Regions from separate parts of the Homo sapiens genome. Here region 2 is linked to region 1. A link is a loop called in an ENCODE intact Hi-C map of the cell type or tissue named here. Cell type or tissue: ascending aorta. All regions are shown on one strand. Each heading gives the region's core, and the rest is flanking DNA. Links, peaks and the distances in the headings are about the cores only.

Region 1 (8,375 bases), core at 317-8,316:
GCTTAAAACTAAACATAAAAAACCTAAACCATACTCGTTTGATTATGATTTTGGTATAATCTTGTCTAGGGAATAGTGATGTAACAAATTACATAAGTCTCTAAATTTTTCCCAACTGGAATGAGTAGAAAACTTTTGTGTATTTAAGATATTTAAATAATATCCAGGCACGGTGGCTCATGTCTGTAATCCCGACGCTTTGAAAGGCAGGGGTGCACAGATCGTTTGAGCCCAGGTGTTCAAGACCAACCTGAGCAACATGGTGAAACTCCACATCTACAGAAAATACAAAAAATTAGCCAGGCATGGCGGCATGTGCCTGTGGTCCCAGCTACTCAAGAGAACCACTGCACTCCAACCTGGGCGACAGAGACTCTATATCAAAAAAAAAAAAACAAAAAAACAAAAAAACAAAAAAAACAACTCCACCCTGGGTGACAGAGAGAGAATCTATATCAAAAAAGAAAAAAAGGAAAAGAAAAAGAAAAAGATCTTTAATTTAATTTATTTATTTTTGAGATGGAGTCCCATCTGTTGCCCAGGCTGGAGTGCAGTGGTGCAATCTCGGCTCACTGCGACCTCTGCATCCTGGGCTCAAGTGATTCTCCTGCCTCAGCCTCCTGAGTAGCTGAGACTACAGGCACCTGTCATCACACCCCGCTAATTTTCGTGTTTTTAGTAGAGATGAGGTTTCACAATGTTGGCCAGGCTGGTCTCAAACTCCTGACCACACGCGATCCACCTGCCTCGGCCTCCCAAAGTGCTGGGATTACAAGCATGAGCCACCACGCCAGGACAAAAGATCTTTTAATAATAAAACGAGAATAGGAGAATAGGGTCTTTCTTATAAGGGAAATCTGGAAAACCTACAGAATAATACTTTTAAAAGTGAGTTCACCCACTGGATTTTATGTAGGCTTAGAAAATTAAAATTTTATTATATAATGCAATAATTTGGCAGTAACTTTGTACTCATGTCATGCCATTATTATCATTAAATACATATCATTAAATTCAAGATGATTTATTCTGTTAAACACAAGATTCTTATTATAAAGCACTCATTAATCACTTCTTCCACATATGATAGAAACTGCTACCTTCATCAATTTTATTCCTTTTATCCTGCAGTGAATAACTTTTGTATTGTATTTTGCTAAAAAGACTTAGGTAGAGTTAGGTCCGTAGTTCAAAGCCAATCTGTGCCAAAGGGTTATTGATAGTGGATTTTAAAATACTTTGCTACTCCACTGACTGGAGTGGACTTTGCTAATTTACTCAATTTTTGCATTTTAGTATTTTTTTATCTGCACATAGGAATCACATATAGAAGGAATCTTAAATATCACATTGTCTTATCCTTTTGCTCTGTAGATGGGGAAACAAGCTTGGGGATCATCATTCTGAGGAATGTTTCAAATTAAAATTTCTAGGAGAACACCATGTAAGATAAAATGTATAACAAATATATTCATAGATGGCCTAGATTAGATTAATTTTATTCTCTTTAAAAGAGAAATGAGCATTCTCACTATTCTGAACTCACATATAGTGAAATTTTTACTAATATACATTTTATTAGTGTCCTTTAATAGTCTATTTAATGTGCCTTTTATATGGCCAATTATTTCTTAAAGATTTGCAGTCCATTGGATATGCTGACATGTAAGACATTCACTGTCAATATTTTATTTCCTTAATCCCACAATCTCAATAAAAATTTCGGTCTAAATATGAGTGGAAATGGGGAGTTAATTAAAGCAAATAATTGTGAAAGATTCGTAATGTATTTTTCTCGTATACACTATGGATAGAAATGAAGTGCATTTGCCTTAGCTTTCTACATTCTTTCCATAAAGCAAGGGTTCTTCAATCTTCATGGAGTCCCCAAATAACATGTGAATGTGAAGTATTGTGCTAGGTACTGCACGGGATGCCAAAGATGAACAAGGCATGAGTTCTGGGGGAATATACTATCTCTCACAGGAGAAATAAGTAAGTAGCGTACTCAAGTATTAAAGTGAGAACTTAAGTGCTATATGGCAGTTACAATAAAGAGGAAATTTAAAGTAAGGATAGATCATACCAAGTAGGATAAATCAGGAAATGAAGGCTAAACTTTGGAAGTGAGAAATTATTCTGGAAATTCGTGGAACTGCTTAGCGGAATAGGGTTTTCTAAGGAAGGGTACTGACTAAGCAAATGAAACGAAAAAAGGGAATGACTATGTTTCCGCAACTTCAAGAGATCCAGCTTCCCTGCAGGGCAAAGGAGTAACAGGAGAGAAAAAAAGCAATGAATCCGTGCATCCGCTAAACTCTTTTACCATATATTTTACTCTGACAAAACAACTATCACGTATTGGCCTTTTGTTTGTTTGTTTTTTTGAGACACGGTCTCCCTCTTTCGCCCAGGTTGGAGGGCAGTGGCGCAATCACCGTTTTCTGCAGCCTCTACCTCCTCGGCTTAAGCTACCTTCCCGCCTCGACCTTCCAAAGTGCTGGGACTACAGGCGTGAGCCACCATGCTCAGGCTTATTGGCACTTTTCTGTGCACTTTTAAATGTAATCCTCTAAATCACTCTTCTCCACCTTTCCTGTGCATAGGAATCACCTGTGGTTCCCGTTAAATTGGAGATCTTGATTCATTAGGTCTGGGGCGGGGCCTGAGCTTCTGCATTTCCATTGAGCTCACAGCTGAAGCCTACCCTGGACCACACCTTCCAATGGAAAAGGCTCCAGTGTGATTTCTAGCCACTAGTATTATCTGCGAACTTGGGAGAAATAAAATGCAAGTTCTCGGCCCCCGCAAGGGCTCTACTGAATCCGAAACACTGTGGGGAGGCCCACCACTCTGCAGTGTTTTAACAAGCAAGTGGTTAAAGTTTGAGAGCCACCCGTAAGTCACGGGTTTCCTAACATGATTGGACACTGGAATCACCTGCGGATTTTTTTTTTTTTTTTTTTTTTGAGACGGAGTCTCGCTCTGTTGCCCAGGCTGGAGTGCAGTGGCGGGATCTCGGCTCACTGCAAGCTCCGCCTCCTGGGTTCACGCCATTCTCCTGCCTCAGCCTCCCAAGTAGCTGGGACTACAGGCGCCCGCCACTACGCCCGGCTAATTTTTTGTATTTTTAGTAGAGACGGGGTTTCACCGTTTTAGCCAGGATGGTCTCGATCTCCTGACCTCGTGATCCGCCCGCCTCGGCCTCCCAAAGTGCTGGGATTACAGGCGTGAGCCACCGCGCCCGGCCTGCGGATTTTAACTAATACTACTGATGCCGCATCTCACCCCCCCTCCCGAGATTCTCAGGTACGGGGCGTGGCCTTGGCGGCGGCCTTATAAAAGCTCTCCCAGGTGATTCCAACCTGTAGTAACACTTGAGAACTGCGTGAGGTGGGGACTTCAACTTTAACTGGACTTATTTTCCTCCTATGTAAAAGGTGGACAATATGCAAGTGGTCCTGACTTTGCTTCCAGATTTTGGCAACTCCAGAGCCCTAGTTCGGTCTGGAGAGCCAGCTTCCCGCCCCGTGTCCTAAGGCCTCTGTCCGAGAACCCAAAGTCCTGGGAATGGACCCGCGGGAGCGGACCCGCGGGAGCATCTGTGACGCCGCTCAGCAACCCGGCGCCGCCCCGGCGGCTCCGACGTGGCCCAGTGTCCGGCTGGCGTGGGCTCTCCAGGCCGCACCCACTAAACCGCGCCGGAGCGGGACACGCATGCGCCGGTCTGGACCCGGCACCCAGTAACGGACTCGAGCTCCTCCCACCGGAAGTGGGCAGCCGCGCAGCGGGAAGAGCCGGCCGAAGCGTGGCGGCCACAGACTGTGGGTACCGGGTCCGAGGGACTCGCGCTTTTCTCTCCGTGCCATGGCGCCAGCGAAAGCCACGAACGTGGTGCGGCTGCTACTAGGCTCCACAGCGCTGTGGCTTTCGCAGCTCGGCTCCGGGACGGTCGCCGCGTCCAAGTCGGTGACTGCCCACTTGGCCGCGAAGTGGCCCGAGACCCCGCTGCTGCTGGAGGCAAGGTGGGTGCGGGCCGGGCCCTCGTCCGGGCGGGTGTGGGCGCGCTGCCACCCTCAGCCGCGCTTTCTTCGTGCTCGCAGCGGGTGTCTGGCTCCCACCCGGGTTCTCCAGACGCCCCCGCTCTGGCCCTGAGCATCACCACCTCCTTCCTTCCCGACCCGGGGCGGCTTCTCGGTTCCCGTGCAGCACTCACTTGCAGTTCCTTTCCCCCTCAGTCTTACTTTACCTACGATTTTTAAAGCTTCCCTGCCCTGCTTTAATACGTTGGGATGTATTAGCATTTACGCGTGGCACTTAACGCAAGAGCTTCTACTGGGGTAGGCAGTTCTGTTCAGACAGTGCTTAAAGTACCTAGTTTCGTAATGATGACATCATACCATCAGCTCCTAGGCTTACTATGGGGAGGGCAGCTTCCTGCAAGGTAATATTTTTCCTGTATCTCTTCCAACGGAATTAGTTCATGACCTGTCATTTACTCTGCAGAACAAAACTTGTAGCTATTGCATTTTGCCCTTTAGTATTCTAGTTGAGTAAAATTAGAAAGTTCTTTCTCTTAGCAAAAATGAAGTTTTACACCAATGACTTAATGGCTGTTCACCACAGCAACAGTGTGTGTCCCTAAAAAGAGACTCCATGACTCCACATAAGTTCATGTATTTGATGCTAAAAGTTCTTTTTTTTTTTCATTTCTATAGTTTATTGGGGAACAGGTGGTGTTTGGTTACATGAGTAAGTTCTTTAGTGGTGATTTCTGAGATTTTGGTACACCCATCACCCCATCAGTATATACACTGCACCCAATTTGTAGTCTTTTATCCCTCACTCCCTTCTCAACCTTTCCCCCGAGTCCCCGAAGTCCATTGTGTCAATCTTATGCCTTTGCATCCTCATAGCTTAGTTCCCACATATCAGTGAGAACATACTATATTTGGTTTTCCATTTCTGACTTACTTCACTTAGAATAATAGTCTCTAATCTCATCCAGGTTGCTGTGAATGCCATTAATTGATTCCTTTTTATGGCTGAGTAGTGTTCCATCATATATATGCCACAGTTTATCCACTCGTTGATTGATGGGTATTTGGATTGGTTCCACATTTTTGCACTTGTGAATTGTGCTGCTATAAACATACTTGTGCAACTATCTTTTTCATGACTTCTTTTCCTCTGGGTAGATACCTAGTAGTGGGATTGCTGGATCAAATGGTAGATCTACTCTTAGTACTTTGAGGACTCCCCACACTGTTTTCCATAGTGGTTATACTAGTTTACATTCCCACCAGCAGTGTAGAAGTGTTCCCTGTTCGCTGCATCCACGCCAACATCTATTATTTATTTTTATTTTTTTATTATGGCCATTCTTGCAGGAGTAAGGTGGTATCGCATTGTGGTTTTGATTTGTGTTTCCCTGATCATTAGTATGTTGAGCATTTTTTCATGTTAGCCATTTATATATCTTTTGAGAATTGTCTATTCATGTCCTTAGCCCACTTTTTGATGGGACTGTTTTTTTTTTCCTGCTGATTTGAGTTCCTTGTAGATTCTGGATATTAATCCTTTTTCAGATGTATAGATTGTGAAGATTTTCTCCCGTTTTGTGGGTTGTCTGTTTACTCTGCTGACTATTCCTTTTGCCGTGCAAAAGCTGTTTAGTTTAATTAAGTCCCAGCTATTTTTTTTATTATTATACTTTAAGTTCTAGGGTACATGTGCACAACGTGCAGGTACATAGATATACATGTGCCATGTTGGTGTGCTGCACCCATTAACTCATCATTTACATTAGGTGTATCTCCTAATGCTATCCCCCGCTCCCCCAACCCCACAACAGGCCCTGGTGTGTGATGTTCCCCATTGTGTGTCCAAGTATTCTCATTGTTCAGTTCCCACCTATGAGTGAGAACATGAGGTGTTTGGTTTTCTATCCTTGTGATAGTTTGCTGAGAATGATGGTTTCCAGCTGCATGCATGTCCCTACAAAGGACATGAACTCATCCTTTTTTATGGCTGCATAGTATTCCGTGGTGTATATGTGCCACATTTTCTTAATCCAGTCTATCATTGACGGACATTTGGGTTGGTTCCAAGTCTTTGCTATTGTGAATAGTGCCGCAATAAACATGTGTGTGCATGTGTCTTTATAGCAGCATGATTTATAATCCTTTGGGTATATACCCAGTAATGGGATGGCTGGGTCAAATGGTATTTCTAGTCCTACATCCTTGAGGAATCGCCACAATGTCTTCCACAATGGTTGAACTAGTTTACAGTCCCACCAACAGTGTAAAAGTGTCCCTATTTCTCCACATCCTCTCCAGCACCTGTTGTTTCCTGACTTTTTAATGATCGCCCTTCTAACTGGTGTGAGATGGTATCTCATTGTGGTTTTGATTTGCATTTCTCTGATGGCCAGTGATGATGAGAATTTTTTCATGTGTCTGTTGGTTGCATAAATGTCTTCTTTTGAGAAGTGTCTGTTCATATCCTTCACCCACTTTTTGATGGGGTCGTTTAATTTTTTTCTTGTAAATTTGTTTAAGTTCTTTGTAGATTCTGGATATTAGCCCTTGGTCAGATGGGTAGATTGCAAAAATTTTCTCCCATTCTGTAGGTTGCCTGTTCACTCTGATGGTAGTTTCTTTTGCTGTGCAGATGCTCTTTACTTTAATTAGATCCCATTTGTCAGTTTTGGCTTTTGTTGCCATTGCTTTTGGTGTTTTAGACATGAAGTCCTTGCCCATGCCTATGTCCTGAATGGTATTGCCTAGGTTTTCTTCTAGAGTTTTTATGGTTTTAGATCTAACATTTAAGTCTTTAGTCCATCTTGAATTAATTTTTGTATAAGGTGTAAGGAAGGGATCCAGTTTCAGCTTTCTACATATGGCTAGCCAGTTTTTCCAGCACCATTTATTAAATAGGGAATCCTTTCCCCATTTCTTGTTTTTGTCAGATTTGTCAAAGATCAGATGGTTGTAGATGTGTGGTATTATTTCTGAGGGCTCTGCTCTGTTCCATTGGTCTATATCTCTATTTTGGCACCAGTACCATGGTGTTTTGGTTACTGTAGCCTTATAGTATAGTTTGAAGTCAGGTAGCGTGATGCCTCCAGCTTTGTTCTTTTTGCTTAGGATTGTCTTGGCAATGCGAGCTCTCTTTTGTATCCATATGAACTTTAAAGTAGTTTTTTCCAATTTTGTGAAGAAAGTCATTGGTAGCTTGATGGGGATGGCATTGAATCTATAAATTACCTTGGGCAGTATGGCCGTTTTCACGATACTGATTCTTCCTATCCATGAGCATGGAATATTCTTCCATTTGTTTGTGTCCTCTTTTATTTTTTTGAGCAGTGGTTTGTAGTTCTCTTTGAAGAGGTCCTTCACATCCCTTGTAAGTTGGATTCCTAGGTATTTTATTCTCTTTGAAGCAATTGTGAATGGGAGTTCACTCATGATTTGGCCCTCTGTTTGTCTGTTATTGGCATAGAGCAATGCTTGTGATTTTTGTACATTGATTTTGTATCCTGAGACTTTGCTGAAGTTGCTTATCAGCTTAAGGAGATTTTGGGCTGAGATGATGGGGTTTTCTAAATATACAATCATATCATCTGCCAACAGGGACAATTTGACTTCCTCTTTTCCTAATTGAATACCCTTTATTTCTTTCTCCTGCCTGATTGCCCTGGCCAGAACTTCCAACACTGTGTTGAATAGGAGTGGTGAGAGAGGGCATCCTTGTCTTGTGCCAGTTTTCAAAGGGAATGCTTCCAGATTTTGCCCATTCAGTATGATATTGGCTGCAGATTTGTCATAAATAGCTCTTATTATTTTGAGATATGTCCCATCAATACCTAATTTGAGAGTTTTTAGCATGAAGGGCTGTTGAATTTTGTCAAAGGCCTTTTCTGCATCTATTAAGATAATCATGTGGTTTTTGTCTTTGGTTCTGTTTATATGATGAATTATGTTTATTGATTTGCATATGTTGAAACAGCCTTGCATCCCAGGGATGAAGCCCACTTGATCATGGTGGATAAGCTTTTTGAGATGCTGCTGGATTTGGTTTGCCAGTATTTTATTGAGGTTTTTGCATTGATGTTCATCAGGGATATTGGTCTAAAATTCTCTTTTTTTGTTGTGTCTCTGCCAGGCTTTGGTATCAGGATGATGCTGGCCTTATAAAATGAGTTAGGGAGGATTCCCTTTTTTTGTATCAATTGGAATAGTTTAAGAAAGAATGGTACCAGCTCCTCTTTGTACCTTTGGTACAATTTGGCTGTGAATCTGTCTGGTCCTGGACTTTTTTTGTTTGGTAGGCTATTATTGCCTCAATTTCAGAGCCTGTTATTGGTGTAT
Region 2 (8,375 bases), core at 151-8,150, 760 kb before region 1:
ACAAAGCATGAGTGCATAATTTCAAGAATGTTGGGAACTTCACTTTATATGGAGTGAAAAGAAAATAGGTTTGAAGTCAGACAGATTCGAGTTCCAACGTTAAACCCACCTCGCTTTCAGCGTGACTTGGTTAGCTTATTTGACCTCTGGGAGCCTTAGTTTCCTCACCTAAACAGCTGAAGTATCAGTACTTACTTCATAGGGTTGTGGGAATTATTGAATAAGAAGTGAATATAAAGGGCCCGGCAGTAGCTGATACCTAGCAGATCCTCACCATTTATATACACACTCCGCACTTCAACGTTCTCCCTTCTCCATGATTATTAGAGCCTCATAAACTCCAAGATTATTAGAGCCTCACCATTTATATACACACTCCGCACTTCAGCGTTCTCCCTTCTCCATGATTATTAGAGCCTCATAAACTGTCCAAATAGAGTGAAATTTCAAATATTAAACAAGATGTATTAATGAATATTTAAAAAACAACCTAAAGCAAATTTTTATTTGTCTAACTTTTTTAAGTTTTCAAACTACTTTCTTCATCCATTATTTCATTTGATCCTTCTTGATCCTCTGATATAACAAGATTATATCAGAGACAGCAAAGGAAAGATTCTTCGTCCACTTTTACAGATGAGAAAACTGATGCTCAGAGATATCCAAGCATTTTTCTTTTTTTTTTTTATTTTTTGAGACAGAGTCTCACTCTATTGCCCAGGCTGGAGTGCAGTGGCACGATCTCGGCTCACAGCAAACTCTGCCTCCCAGGTTCAAATGATTCACCTGTCTCAGCCTCCCAAGTACCTGGGATTACAGGCGTCTGCCACCATGCCTGGCTAATTTTTGTATTTTTAGTAGAGATGGGGGTTTCACCATGTGACTGACTGGTCTGTCACCATGTGACAGACTGGTCTCAAACTCCTGACCTCAGGTGATCCACCGACCTCAGCCTCCCAAAGTGCTGGGGTTACAGGTGTGAACCACTGTGCCTGGCCATATACAAGGATTTTCTTAAGGTCAACAAGTAAAAAGTAGTAGAGCTGGGACTTCTTTTTTTCTTACTTCAACTCCTGTGCTCATTTAGTTTGCTTGTTTAAATACACGTGTTGGTTCTGTGTCTCATGAGAAACACTATGCGAGGTGCTTATGATATAATGGTACACTGCGTGGCCTGACCTTAAGGTGCTGAGTCATCAATTGACTACCCAACACCGTCTTATTTTGCTCATAGTTAAGAATTAGAAAGAAAACACAAAATTAACGCTTTATTCTACAAGTTGGGAGGTTTCACTGATATTAGCTCATTTTTTTCTTTGAAATCAACTGAAAAAGGAGACCCAGGAGAATGAGCCAGAAATGCCAGAATATGGATATGCCTTCTGGTATGTTTTTTGATTATGGAAGAATCATTCTTAAATAATACACTCATTTCTAAGTAGGTAGTGTTCCAGACTTCAGTCTGGAGGTAAATAAAGTCTGGGGTCTCTTTTTTTCTGATGGCAGTGGCCACTGATGTTCATCCAGAAGGGGGTTGCAAAATGGTGAAAGTCTTATTCTGTCATTTCTTTTTTCATTTATTAGCTGGAATGCCTCTATAAAAAGAAACTTTCCCTTATCAACTATTTGGCATCCTGAGGTAGAGTTCACATAGGAAAGGCAAATGAATGTTTGATTCATTTTACTTACTAGTTTTCAAAATAGTGGGTTGCTTTCTTACAGTCTCCCCCAAAGGGGATTTTTATTGCTGTTTGTTTGTTTTAGTATCCCATAAGCTCATGAATCTAAATATACTTAAGAAGTTTCAACACACTGTAGTCATGATCCTTATTGATCCTCAATTTATCCAATTTTTGGCTAGTGGGAGTTTATTCAATATGGATGTGGAGTTCTTTTGATACAACCCTTGTAGACTTTTATGAATATTCTGAAAGGAACTTGCACATTGCAAAAGCTCTATATCAAGAAAAGACCAAGAAGGATAGTGTGGGAGCTTGGAATTTTCCACAGCTTCTAAAGAGTAAAGTGGTTGCTGCTCAACACTTCACCTTGGCTAGCATTACCTGTGCACTAGTCTCCTCTCTCACTCCCAACCAAGTGTTGTAACTAAGATTTTTGCTAATTGCGCCTGTGCATTGAAGACAAAATAGGAAACAGATACCATCTTTAACTTTCATGTATTTTATCCAGGCCCAAACACCAAGGCTTTTGTCTTTCATTTTTGCTTCTCTTTTTGTTCTTCAGCTCCCACCCACGATATTTTTCTCCATGCTAGGAACAACAAGCAGGGCTAGTAACTCATTTGTGACTAGAGGCCAGTGTCAGTCCATAAACTAATCTAGGGAAAACCAAATTATGCTGGAAATAATGCAGAGCCCTAATCAGGTTCTCTTCAAAATCCACTTATTGACGATAATTAGCATGAGTTTCTTCCAGAAGCCCAGCTTAGCACATGGACATTCAATGGGATCTTTCAGCTGCAGTGGCTCCGAAGCTGCAATTCTGCCTAATTAATAAAGCAACGACAGACATTTAGAAAAATATATGCATGATAATTTAAGTCTCCCAGAAAAAAATCAATTCGTTCTGTTTAAACTTTGCCTTGGGTGTTCTCTTCATCAATTCAAGTGTGGAGCACTGACCTTAAGTTGCAAATATTTTTCTTCAGGCATGATTGAAGCTTCCAGAGGTAATAGCTTTCAACATTCATTTCTTAGAGATTTTAAAACACTCAAATGGGGACACTATCCCACTTTTCATGGCTATATGTAAATCTGATAAAATAATCTTTAAGACTTTCAAAGTAAATGTAGCTTAGGGCTACAAGAGGTGGCTTTTTCATTTGTGCAATCAATACATGATTAAAATGGTGTGTTGGGAGGGGGCGCATCCCTTAAGCAACAGAATAACACAACTGTAATTTCCCTTCTTAGTGAACTTCCCTAAACATGCCCCTTTGTGTTGATTATTTCTCTTGGTGATAAGCAGAAAAAAAGGTCACCTGTTGCTGACATCTGCTGCTATCTCTGTGTGTTTTCTTGAAATGACGTGTTATATTGGAGCTAATCTAAATGAAAAACAATTCAAAGCATACACATAAAGCAAGCAAACAACTGCAACCAAAAGAAAAAGGTGGGGAGGGGAAGACCCATCAACAAAAATCCAACAAAAAACCAGCTAAAAGCTTTTCATTGATTTTCAGTTAAGGAAGATTATAGCCACAAGGGGGCTCTCGAATCTTCCCAAACACTAGTTAAGTGCTGAGAACTATTTTTCTAGTAATTAATTTCCACAAATCAATATTACCTATTAATGTATATTACAGAGACAAGCTACAGACTTCTGACACGTTACATTCAAGCTAAAGAGAGAATTTCATATAAAAATTCAAGGGGCCCACAGTGATTGTAAGTCAAAGCTGAAATTAGTTGCACCTGTGATTTCCTGCGTCCACTCTAGCATAAAAAATCCCAACACTGCAAATTTCACCAAAGGTTAAAACTGAATGTGAAGCACTGTGTATATAATGGAATACATTGACCTCCGATGGATTTTAAAGGCTGTCTGCCTCCTTCTCCTACATCGTGCACCCCCCAAACAGCCATGGAGGGTGACACAGCAGTTAAAATGCAATGACCCTTTCTGGGGGCAGCGGGAAGTTGCGACAGCCATTAGTTCTGGAGGTATTTAACTCATGCTGAGAGCCTGATGGTGCTGATGGTGTTTACAGCCTGAACCACAAAAGGCACTTGGAATTCAAGAGGGCGTTTTAATTTTCTGTTCAACCCAGTAGATAGGGGTAGAATCTCGTACCACACCTGGGCAGAATAAGGACAGACGGGAATCGCATCTCCAGCAGAAGAGAGAACACGACCTAGCACCCTTATCAAAGGGAAAATGGAGGAACAGAAATGCCCCAAAAACATTATATCAGAGTAGTTCAAATACCCAAATAATCTTTGCACAAACTCAGAAAGCCTCTTGGAGCGCTGATGTGAAATGGCTTTTTGACAACTGCCTTTTCTCTAATCTAATGAGAAAATCATCCCAAGGAAAGTTGAGCATAGGTCTGCCACTGGGCAGGAGCACTTTTGTGGCATGTGGGGGATGTGATACCTTTCCCCTGGACAGCTGGCTCTCCTGAAGAGGGGTCAGGGAGAACAGGGCAGCACGATTGTCCCTCATAATCAGGGTCTTCACGCATCATGCTTCCACATTCATTTTGGTTGTTGAAATTATGAATCACTGTTGTTAAACAAATCCCTGGCTCAGGAAGGCCAGTGTTCTCACTCAGGCTCCCAAGAGACATGTTCTGGGACAGCAAATTCTTCTGTTGTGAAATCCTACTTTGCTTGGCAAATGCCCCCCAGTACAACGTGAACCAAACGTTGATGTAAACTGCATAGACTTTTGGCTTAGGACTTTTAGAGTCACTGGTACCCTCAAGTTTCATTCCCAGTTTACAGAGCAGTAGCCCCTCTTAATTTGCCTCAGTCATTTCTCTTTAGAATTTCCAAAGGTGACTTCTGGAATTCTAGTAACAGCCCTGTTTTGTTGTTTTCAGGTCTGGCCTTCCATTGAACCCTTCCATTGAAAACCTTCCTTTTAATCACATTGCAAGTCACCTTTGTGCTTTCCAGCATCTATCTAGAGTGTTGCTGTCATTCAAGCACCATCAGGATATGTGAGGCCTTCCTTGTTAGAACATTGCAGCCACGATCTGGGGATTTAAATTTAGTCTAGGGCTAGTATGTACAGACAAGGACCTTCTGCTCAATTCCCATTCAGAGCCCTGCCCCTTCTAAGGGCAGCTAGGACTTAGGCAGACCCCTGAAGGAGATGGACAGGCATTCCACAGGTAGAAACCTCCAGATTCTTAGCGGCTCATGGGGGATTGTGGCTTTGAACACAGCATATCTAGTCAAGTTTAAGTACATTTCTTTAAAATACATTTTGACCTTAAAAAACTTAAATAACTTAAAGTTATAAAGAGAAGGAATTCCTCTCCTTTAAGCAGAAGGCAAAGGTTGGTGTTTTAAAGAGAATAAGTGGACCCCTCCTGTACCATCCTTCCCCTTTCGTAGTGCATCTGGTCACAATAGTATTTTATCAGACAACTGCTCTCTAAAGAAATTGAGTGATTAAATGATCTGCTATGATGGGTGGGGTTAGTTAGGGGTGAGGCTTCAGAAGACTAGTCTTTCTCAATGAAGTACTGACCAGCCCAACTGCTGATTTTTACCAATCAACACAAAATCCATCATTGTTCTCCCACTGAGAGATGTTACGGGTTGAATTGTGTCCGTTCCGAAAAAAAGATGTTGAAGTTCTAACCACCACCCCACTGCCCCATACCTGGGAATATGACCTTTCTTGGAAATAGGGTCTTTGCAGAAAATCAGGTTAAGGTGAGGTCATTAGAGTGGGCCCTGATCCAATATGACTGGTGTCCTCATAAAGAGGGGAAATGTGGACATAGAGACAAATATATGTGGAGTGAAGACAATGTGAAGATACAGAGAACCCCATCTACAAGGCAAAAAACAGCTGAGACTTCCAGACGAAAGAGAAGAGGCCTGGCACGGTGTCTCCCACCCTCAGAGGAAACCAACCCTGCTGACATCTTGATCTTGGACTTCCAGATTCCAGAACTATGAGAGAATAAACTGCTGTTGAAGCCACCCAGTTAGTGGTACTTTTGTCACTGTGGCCATAAGAAATGAAAACAAGGTATATCTTTATTGGAGAGACAGATGAATGTAATGAAAGAAGGGACCGGCACTAGCTGCACACATTAATAAACTGAGTCTTTTCAATAAATATAAATGGACTGTCAAGAATACTAAATATTTGAGAAACACAAGACAACTTTAAAAATATTATTATGATTATCCTGATGACTATCCATTATGTGATCTATTAAACCACAACAGAACAGGAGAAAAAAAGTAGAAGTTCTTAGAAACTAATTTATACTCATATATGACAAGCCTGAAAATAAACCAATAGGTAAGACAAATAGTGGGGACCCGGCAACTTGTCAGATATGAAAGGGAAGGGGAAAGACATGCAAAATATGAGAAATTAATGTAAGAGACAAGGAGATGGAATCTGTATGTCCAATATCCATCTTGAAAAAAATCCCCAATAGAGAGCAAAGAGAAACGAAACCAAAAGAGAAGAAATAATAAAAGTAAAATTAGACTATTTCCTAAGTCTAAAAAACTGTGCATTGAAATTGAAAAGGCCTAAATGAATTTAAGGGGTCTGAATGAAATGTTAAAACCCCAAAGATAAAGACAAGATCCAAATGCTTCCAGAGAGGAAGAACCTGAAAAGAGATTAGATATATGGAATAAAAATCAACTCGCCACGATTTTCTCATCAGAACTCTGAAGACTAGAAATAATGAATCAGTAGCTTCAAATTTTTGAGGGAAAATTATTTTAAACATTGAATTTTATACCTAGCCAAATTATCAATTAAGTGTATAAGTAAAATAAAAAATAGTAATACAATCAGAGTATTTGCTTTCTTTGCACTCTGTGGAAAAAAGGACTGTATTTGAAAAAGCATTCTAATATAAATAAGAAGGAATCCATAAAAAAGAGATGGGATCTAAGACCCTGGAATTAACACAGTCTGCAAGGAAAAGATTTACAAGGATGACAATTCAGATATTTTTAAGGAAACATACAGGAGAGCAAATTTTTCACCTTTCAATAGATACCAGAATTCACGGATTGAATATTTTAAATAATAATAATGAAAGAGTCATAGAATTATTCTCTCCATAAGATAAAAGACAATTAGCAACTCCTAGAAGAAACAAAAAGCTGAAAGAGAAAGTTACAACCATCTGTGATGCAAACTAAAATGTGGCATTATTTTAAGGACTAGAAATGTAAGAGAGTAGAATCCGTTTGACCTTGGCATGGGTTAGAGGAACCTGTGTCTATTCTTTTGTTTGTGAGTTCAATCACATCATTTGTGAGTATTTACAGGGTCACATTATGTATGTTGTTTATTGGCTTTTTGATTTTTAGAGTCATCCTAGACAACAAGTTCAAAAGTCTATGCTACATTGAAGGCCAGATGTGAATGTTCAAAAGCCTTACAGAGTGAAGATAAGGCCAGTAGACGCTGGGCATAGAGTGAGCTGAGGGGTTGTCAAGGGAAGTAAAGACGCAAGAATTTCCTCATTTTCCACAGTGGAGAGTCAATATATTGCTGCGTGATAGAGAAAGACATAAAGCTTTTATTCACTGAGTAACAAATACATGTTGGGCTCCTACATATCAGAGGCAGGAGTAGAGTGGAACCCCAGTGGGGAGGCTGTGCCCCAGGGTCTCATTCCTTGTTCAGTGACAATGTTAGTGGTGGGGTACGCAGATGGCGTTTATCCTTCTCAGGAAGAAGAGCTGCATGTTGAGGCCCTTTGATACCCTTCCATTCAGTCCAAGTAACATTTTGTGGGGCAGATTCTCCTAAAATTGAATACAGAGTTTATACCAGACTATTTTTCTGTGTTTTTAACATTTTCTGTCCTATTTTTGCTTTTACTCCTTTTTGTCAGATTCTAAGATATCTGTGGGCTTTGTAAACCTCTACTTAGGCTGCTATCCTTCTGAAAGTAAATTGCAAAATTGATCTTGATACCCAACTGTCTCAAAAGCAAGCGCTTTAAATACAGTTCCTCTGCCAGATGAGAGATAGGATTAGAGGGCAGAGAGTGCTGATCCCACAGGTACTGTGATCAGACGAGAGCATAGCAGGAAGCAGGCCCTGCCATCCCAAGTCTCTGTCCTCAGACGCTCTCATGATAGGAAGCTGATAATCCTACAACAGACTTCCCCAGGCTCAAATAACCAAGAGTCACTGAAAACATGGAGCTTTTCAGCAAATCCTAAGCTGGGTATCAAAGATATGTTCCCAGTTACCAAAGATAGGCCCAACACCAAAGCCTAAGGGGTGTGTGTGTGTGTGTGTGTTGATTTTTAAATACAAAAATAATTCCTCATATCTAAAACAGGAAAAGATGCCATAATGGGTTGACAACTTTATAATGGGAACAGTTTCACTTAGGAGGTGGAGTAACAAAGATCTCAAAGCTTGAAGAAGAAAATGTAACTGCTAGCAAGCTAATAATTGTTAGGCAAACTGCCGTTCTGTGCAGATAGATCATCATTGTCTTTTTGTGCTAGTGAGGAGGAAAAAAGTGTTGGAAGGTTATTTTAAGAGTCAACTTTAGAGCTCTTTTCAGGAGGGCTGGTTTTGCTCGGTAACATGTCTACATTGGTGTGTTTTTATATAGAAGATGCTCCATTCTTAGCATGGAGGGGTTGGAGCTGGATTAAAGCAAGGGCTCAAATATT

What was found. Peaks named below come from ENCODE experiments on the same cell type or tissue, not always from the same donor. Only the 100,000 strongest peaks of a DNase experiment are listed, where the experiment ranks them.
Region 2: it touches region 1 in a loop (6-fold over the local background); 2 of 110 quality-filtered maps call a loop at or near these places.

Annotation. Positions count from the first base shown.
Region 1 is chr13:96,048,805-96,057,179 of GRCh38, reverse strand. It overlaps UGGT2 (UDP-glucose glycoprotein glucosyltransferase 2), which reads left to right and starts at 3,779. Exons shown (of 39, transcript NM_020121.4): 1 at 3,779-4,025. The coding sequence starts at 3,868. RefSeq lists an enhancer at 3,518-4,017. In ascending aorta, for the core only: no CTCF peak of the experiment used is centred there; DNase peaks (open chromatin) are centred at 2,502, 3,619 and 4,029; H3K4me3 peaks cover 2,511 bases; H3K27ac peaks cover 1,877 bases.
Region 2 is chr13:96,812,395-96,820,769 of GRCh38, reverse strand. All of the region lies in intron 1 of HS6ST3 (heparan sulfate 6-O-sulfotransferase 3), which reads right to left. Among named protein-coding and RNA genes, the nearest start is that of LINC00359, 170 kb to the left of the region's middle. RefSeq lists an enhancer at 3,212-3,969. In ascending aorta, for the core only: a CTCF peak has its summit at 3,225 (motif pointing right); a DNase peak (open chromatin) is centred at 4,309; H3K4me3 peaks cover 845 bases; H3K27ac peaks cover 1,721 bases.